2 separate regions of the Homo sapiens genome follow, and region 2 is linked to region 1. A link is an interaction called in ENCODE POLR2A ChIA-PET data of the cell type or tissue named here. Cell type or tissue: MCF 10A. All regions are shown on one strand.

The links. ChIA-PET counts read pairs that join two places held together with the same protein. Peaks named below come from ENCODE experiments on the same cell type or tissue, not always from the same donor. Only the 100,000 strongest peaks of a DNase experiment are listed, where the experiment ranks them.
Region 2: POLR2A ChIA-PET joins it to region 1 with 10 read pairs; 2 of 35 experiments call an interaction of 5 or more read pairs at or near these places.

What each region holds. Positions count from the first base shown.
Region 1 is chr5:91,077,641-91,081,640 of GRCh38, forward strand. The region is part of intron 86 of ADGRV1 (adhesion G protein-coupled receptor V1); the gene reads left to right. Among named protein-coding and RNA genes, the nearest start is that of LUCAT1, 230 kb to the right of the region's middle. In MCF 10A, no CTCF peak of the experiment used is centred here; a DNase peak (open chromatin) is centred at 1,611.
Region 2 is chr5:90,981,345-90,985,344 of GRCh38, forward strand. It overlaps ADGRV1 (adhesion G protein-coupled receptor V1), which reads left to right. Exons shown (of 90, transcript NM_032119.4): 85 at 4,000. Among named protein-coding and RNA genes, the nearest start is that of LUCAT1, 330 kb to the right of the region's middle. RefSeq lists enhancers at 442-586, 630-774, cis regulatory regions at 514, 702 and a silencer at 1,748-2,042. In MCF 10A, no CTCF peak of the experiment used is centred here; a DNase peak (open chromatin) is centred at 2,007.

The sequences.
Region 1 (4,000 bases):
CCTTTGACTGCCATGAACCAAATTGTTGAAGGTCAGTGGCTCCTAATGAGAATCACTTGCCTCCTCTTCCCTTCAGTGGGTGGATGTGCAGTGAGAATGAGTTATGATAAAGGTATGTACCTGAACTAAATTTCAATATCTCAAGCAGCATTTTAAACAAAGCCTGTAATTTTCGGGCTTGGTTTTGATCTCTGGCAACGATAAGCATGTCTCTCTTTTTAGGCTCATTAGAATTTACTGACTCCTTTCTGATTCATGATCCAGTTCTTATATGAGGAATGATTCATGGATCAGGAGAGGAAAATTCATTTCAATCAAGAAAGAAAGTAGATGATTACAAATCCCCTTCTTCTAAAAATCCCACACATAGGTTTCAATATGATATATGAAAATGGAAATGTGGCTGGATCCAGCTAGTCATGTAATGTGAACCTGAGGTATTTAGAATCTCCTGGTACTGTAATGGCCACATCTCTTACATGGGAGCATTATTTGAGGATGAATGCTTCCATTTCTTCAACCTTAGAGTGAACAACAATAGTAATATAAATCAATATTTTATTATTATTATAAAAATTATTGAAAACTTTTTATAGTGAATATTGTAAATGCTCATCCCTTACATCCTAAAGTTGAGTGCCTTTTTTACTCTTGTCGTTTTTAAAATTTCAAATAGAGCAAAGGAAATGAAATCCAAAGGAAAAAGAGGGAAAGGAAAGAGCTCCTGGTAAATAAAATAAACTGTGTTTCAGTCTCCAAAGATGGCTGCCATCAGTTACTTTTCTCCTTTTATGTAGGTGCTACTCCTCACATCAAAGGATGGAGACTAGTTCTCATCCTTTTACATCTGGACTGTCTTTGGACTTGCTTAGACCAATGTAATGTGATGGAAGTGATGCTTTTTCATAATGGGCCTAGACTTTAAGATGAATGGCAGTTTTAGATTCCTTCCTCTTGGAAGCCACCATCTAAGTTCAATTACCCAGAGACCACCACGGTGGTAGAAACCCCACGCTGGCCATGTGCAGCAGACATGTGCAAAGGCAGGCTCAGCCAGCCTCCAGTTGTGTCAGGCAAACCAGCTCTGATTCCAGACATGGACATGTGAGTGAAGAAGGCTTCTTGTAGGTTCCATCCCCAATGGACACCACACAGAGTTGAAAACCTGCCTAGCCCAGATTGCAGAATTGGGAGAAATAGTACATTATTTTAAGTCACTAAGTTTGGTGCTAGCTTATTTGAAGCAGTCAGTAGCTGAAACATTCTGGTGTTTCAATATCCTCATTATTCTCACATCAAACTTGTAAGTATGTCATTGTCCTTTTAAATGTTACTGCTTGCAGAAACCTTCAGGATTTATAAATAAAAATGGGAAAACATGATATGATTTTTTTTCCTAAAGCAGAATTGGGGCTTCTGCTAAAGTAAAGTAAAAGTGATCTTACCCAGTAACAGTATGTACTTGAATAGGATCCAGAATGACCAACATTACAGGTTTCACATGTCCTTGGCAGTTAGATGCCTGTTTGCAGTCTACTCCAAGCTCCATTTCTGAAAATAACATTTTAAAAAAACAATGCCTTGGGGCCTAAGGAAAACCCCAGCTTCTCACTCAACCGTGAACAGACACTCCCACTCAAGCTTGAAAAAATCTTTGTGAAGCACAGTTCACTCTTCCCACATTTTGCCAATAGTGGTGGGGGAAATCCCACATGTTAAAAACACATACATATGGATGCCCATTCTCTGCTTAGGTTTTTGATCTCAATCCTCGAAGATTCATATCAGAAATCTCTCTGCCTGGAAGATGATGTGTAGTCATTCAGTGTTTGTTTTCTTCATTATTGTTTCTGAAAACACTTAGGATTTGATACTGCTCATGAAAAACTCCTAGAACAATAACATCAGGAGTTGCCTAAGGCTTTGCACATCATCATGAAAAGTAAAAAGGAAAATCATATTTTTGAGAGAAGGTTTAAATTTCTGTTGAAACACCCCTGATTTACAATGTAGCCAAGAAGGAAAAGGGGCTGACCACTTGTGGCAGACCGGGCCTTTCTAGAACTCAGGTTTCCTGGATTTCTTACTTTAGTGAGCTGCCTTTTACCAGTCTCAATTGGAGATGGATGAGGACAAAGGTAATCCCCAACTCTGGCTATTTCAGTACTAAACTATTATGTTTAATTGACATCTTTTTTCTAGGTGGACAGAGGGCATAGAGCATGGATATGGGACGGGGGTGAGAGAAAGAGTAAAGGGCTGGCACTGCATGTAAGTGCAGGTGTGCATCTCCCTTTGCACCTTGGTGGTCCACATCATGGTTATTGTCATCATCACTGCCACCCATTACGATTCACCATTCATCAGGCACTGTGTTAAGAATTTCACGTATGTTATCTCAGTTTAATATATATATATATGTACATAATATCTGTACATATTTATGGGGTACATGTGACATTTTGTAACATACATAGAATGTGTAATGATCATGTCAGGGTATTTGGGATGTCCATCACCTTGAATATTTATCATTTCAATGTGCTGGGGTCATTTCAAGTTATCTCTTCTAGCTATTTTGAAATATACAATACATGTTGTTAACTATAGTCAACTAGTTTGCTATCAAACATTTTATCTCAATTTTTACATGAAGCCTATTAAGCAGGTATGATTTCCTCTAGTCAGACAAGGAAATCAAGGAAATGAGAGGCTTAGAAACGTTTTCACATTTACAGGGCTGCTCAGTTGTGGGATTAGAATCAGAGGTTGATTCACAAGCTCTCCAGAGCTGCCATTGTTGTTCACATCAATACTTCTGCCCTTACCATTTTGTTTTCAAAACTCTTCTTGGTAATAGTGACATGTAAACATTAAATTTTAAACTTAGAGAACTCTAATTTCATAAAAGTAGTATTAGACTTTACACCCAGCTCCGCACACCCTGCAAAAAAAAAAAAAAAAAAAAAAACTTGAAGTGATCAGGGTTGGAAAATTACTCCTTCATCTTCTACTTAATCTTCTGATTTCCAAGAAAGATTGCCCCTCTTTATGGTACCAAAACATCCCTAGTTTTCCTCACTATTCTCATATGTAATGCAGGTGTAATAACACTATTTAATTTCGTACAGTTGTGTGAAAGATAAAATTTTAATTCATATAAGTATTTAGTATAGTTCCTGAAACATACTAAGTCCTCAATATGTGTTAGTATTTTTATTAGTATAAGAACCCTTTCAATATGTAATTGGTACAGAATGCAGTCAGATATGTAACTCCTTTCTTCTCTACACTTCATCAATATCTCTCAAATGTTCCCCTCCCTTTCTTCATGATTTTGCCTGGTGTATTAGCTCAGGCTGCCATACAAAATACCATAGACTGGGTGTCCTAAACAACAGACATTTATTTGTCACAGTTCCAGAGACTGGAAGTCCAAGATCAAGGCGTCAGCTGATTCAGGTCCTGGCGAGGCTTGCATGGACATTTTGCTCTCTCCTCTCATGGATGAGAGAGAACCCTCTCATGTCTCTTCTTATAAGGACACTAATTCCATCATGGGGGCTCCACCTTCATGAGATTATTACCTCCTGAAGGCCTCATCTCCAAATACCATTGCATTGGGAGTTAGGGCTTCGACATACAAATTTGGGGGATGGAGGAAACAATTCAGTCCATAGCACCTTGGTGATGTCTCCCATCATCTCATCCTTAGACTATTACAGCTGTCTTGAGACCAATATTGTTCAATTCTTGTCTATCCCCATTCCACACTGAAGCATTCTAAAAAGCAAAATTGGCCATGTCATAAAATCATCTAATGACAATCATTAGGCTATAGAATAAAAGGAAAAAATCAGGAGCTGGGCATGGTGACTCACGCCCGTAATCCCAGCACTTTGAGAGGCCGAGGCAGGTGAATCATCTGAGGTCAGGAGTTCGAGACCAGCCTGGCCAACATAGTGTGAAACCCCGTCTCTACAAAAAATACAAAAATTAG
Region 2 (4,000 bases), 96 kb before region 1:
GGTAACTTTGAATAGAATGGGAGGCAGGTTGGCCCTAAGCAGTCGCAGCTTGACTTTTCCCTTTAGCTTAGTGATTTGGGGGCCCCAAGATTTATTTTCTTTTCACAGTGGAGTTTGCATGTTCTCCCCATGTTTGCATGGGTTTTCTCTAGTACTTGGGTTTCCTCCCACATCCTAAAGCTGTGCACGTTGGCTTAATTGGTATGTCTAGATGTTCCCGCTCTGCATGTGCATGGGTGTGTATGTGTGAGTGCACCCTGTGATGGGATGACATCCTGTCCAGGGCTGGTTCCTGCCTTGTGCCCTGAGCTGCCAGAATGGGCTCTGGTCATCCTTGACCCTGAACTGGAATAAGCAGGTTATAAAATGAATGAATAAGTGAATACAAATTATTGTAAAATAAAAATTTATAAAGTATATGAAGAAAGTAAATCATGTAAATGCAGGACAATAAACAATGCTGTACAGAAGTGCACAGGGAGCCTGCCATGTTTGTGATTGTTTTTGACATGCCTAGTGGTAGAAGGTGCTCCTGACAATTTTCACTGTGCAAACATTGATTCCTTGATTTAACCCACCATCATGACAACCAGTGGCACTCATTGATTCACCAAAACCTGGATAAATTACTTACTTGAGAGGCTGAGGTGTCAGGATTGCTTGAGCCCAGGACTTCAAGGCTGCAGTGAGCTATGATCATGCGACTGCACTCCAGCCTGGGTGACAGAGCAAGACCTTGTCTCTAAAAAAAAATTTTGTAAAAATAATCATCTCACTTGTTCTTATCCATCTTTCTTAAAGGTATGTATAGGTCACACTTAATTCATTGTTTAATATGAGAAGTATTTAGGTCTTTATTTAGAAGCTTGGTCATTGTTTTGTGACCAGAAACATGCCATAGGAACTTAACTCTTTTCTGTATCAGTTAATCTATGGTAACGTTGGTTTCATGATACTTTGTTTTGCTTAATTTTGCAGTTTCCAAGAACCTATTGATGGTATTAAGTGAGGACATATTGTATAGTCAAATGCTCCACCATCTTCTTTTGGTTTTTAAAAAAAATGGCAGTAACTAGAGATTTTAACACCACTGCTTTGGGAAAGCAATACATTAATACATCTCATTCAAGTTTTGGGTGGAAGAAGAAAGAAAAACTAAGTTAACTAAGTTGAGCTAATGTAAACAAACATTGAAATTGTAAAGGCATTTTGGATAACTCATTGAACCTAAGAACTGTAACTACAGTTAGACCTCACAGGGACTGTGAGCATTCTTCTCTACTAACACACCTCTGCTTCACTGCCCTCATGGCTACGCCCTTTCTATGTCCACTTACTTCAGTCGACCAGCTTAGACACTCATGGAACATCAAGGAATTCAGTGTAGATGATTGGCTCAGCCGGGCCAGGCTTCTCCCCTGATTAAATCAGCTGTGGCCAGGGGAGCAATGTCAGGGAGTACACAGAGCACACTGAGCGCACTCTGCATGTGGTGGGAGGAGGGTTAGAGAGGCAGGGTTTGGAAAAGGGCTGCTCATGAGCTAGGCATTTGTCCAAAAATGTGCCTACCACACTACATTAAAATAAAATTCAAGTAAAACTTGAAATGAGCTAGTCAACACAAATCTTACGTTTGGCCTATGTAATGTTTCTAAAATAATTAAATGTTGTTCCATTACATTCTAGTATTTCTAGTCCATAGCTTTAAAAATGATATATTATGGGAAATACTTCTCTAGAGTATATTTCAGTGATCATATTCTTTTAAGAAGAAATTTAAATTATTTTTTATTTATAATTGGCAAAAGCTTATGACATTTGAAGCTTGTTTTACTTAATCAAGTATTCAGTAATTCAGCCACTCTGGGCCTTGAGCTCTTTGGGACAGAAGCACTGCATGTATAAATCTAACAATTACATTTGTCTCAGTCTTATCTGAGCCTGTGGTCAAGGCCAGACAGCTGCTGACAGGTTGAGTAATTCTGACTGATGGAACTAATGTCCTTCTGCGTAAAAGCAGACATTTTGAAAATGTCTCAATCTTTATCATGGTGAATCAGCTTAGAGTCATTTAGCAATCTGTACCCTCCTCCTTGACTCTTCCACCTACTGCACCACCGAGTTACGATGTCACATGGATGCACACAAGCATCTATCCAACATAAATAATTAGTACTTTTGTTTAGAAGATGGATTAATCAATGATTCTTGCTTTGTATGAATTTTCATTCTTTAACAGGCAGTATTGATTACCCCAGCAACAACACTTTACACAACCCCGCTTATTTGAGTCCACATCCCTATATTAATTATAGAAAGAAAAAAAAAGTTGGATCTAGTAATTTTTAAAAATGAATTAGAACAAAGTTACATAAGCAACAACTCAAAACATGCTTCATAATTACAGATATAAGCAGATGTACATAGAGATATGGAGTGCTGGCAGGAAATAAAATTCAGAGACACAAATCTCTAAGTAACCAAACATTTTTATCCTTCCCTGGTTTAGCCTAATACTAATCCCTCAAGGCTAATTTGGTACAGATACAATCTTACTCAGAAGCCTCAGTAAATAAAACATCTGAAAGCCTTCCCACAAACATTAGGAATGCTTATTTTTCAAATAGAAAAGTGTTTATCTTTTGTCTTTCACACTGTCTGACCTCTTAATAAGAGATTTAAGAAGAGGCAGTCACATTTTCCAGCATTGACTATGTATGTGCTCAGCACTTTACATGTAACATCTCATTTAATCTTTATAATAACCTTGTTGTATACATGCAACTGAGGCTCTGAAAATGTTGTGACTTGCCCAAGATTATCCACTTAAAGTATAACATTAATGAGTATGAATGAATTATAGACATATAATAATATAGACATAATATATAATTCATTCATACTCACACTCTTTCTACCATACAAAATTGAGAAGGAGGATTTATCCAGGCAATAAGTATTACTGTTTGAAATATGTATGGCATGGCATTCAATATTGTTACTGTACTAAATGATAATTAAATATGAGCATTCCTTATGGAAAGAAGACACTAGAAGACTTAGATCCAAGTTAGGTGTGGGATTTGGAGCCAACATAGCATTTATAGGCCTCAGTTTTCTTACTCTTATTTATTTAATGTGTCCCCTCATCCCCCTTCACTCTACACACTTGTCCCATTTATATGTTTTATCTCAGTAGGAAATAACAGATATAAGATGTGATGTAAATATAATATAAAAGAAATATTGCCCTTAATTATTTGTGTCCCACTTATTTGGAAACTAAGGTTCAAGAAAGTAAATACCACCCCATCTCTTTCACTGCTGTATCCCCAGCACCTACACTGGTCTGTGAAATTTAGTAAGCAATAAATATTTGTCATGTGAATGAACAAAAGGGAGAGAGTATAAATTGGGAAACATGGACCACAAAATGAACACCACTATAGTACTTTCTCTCTGTGCGATCATTTTCTGTTTATTTGTCTACACCTTCCACTGGACACTGAGATCAAGGTTGTCTTCAACGTTATTTCCCCACTAGAACAGTATCTGGCCCTGCCATATGATAGGCCCTCAATAAATAAAAATTGTCAAAAAGCTTGAAAATATAGGGCTTTTTATTTCATTATCACCTGGAAGTTAATGTGGGAAGTAGGTTTGCATATCAGAGTATGTTTCTTCAAAGACACGTTTACAAAACAGTCATAGAAGATTGTAACTGAGAGTAAATCAGAGCAAATTAAGGCAAATAAAAAATACAGCAAATCAACTAAATATTTCCCTGTGTTTCCAGAATTTTGAGGTATCCTGAATTTCTTGGATAAGAATGAAATTGTTATGAAAGAATGAATGTATGAACTAACTTAAAAAAATCAAAACTAATTATTAAGTAGATCCTGGCCTTTTGTTGGTCGGTAACATTGCCTAAGCCAGTAGAGTTTGTGTTCTGTGCCATTAAAGAAGAGCCTGTTCATTTTATGTTGTTTTCTTCCTTAGT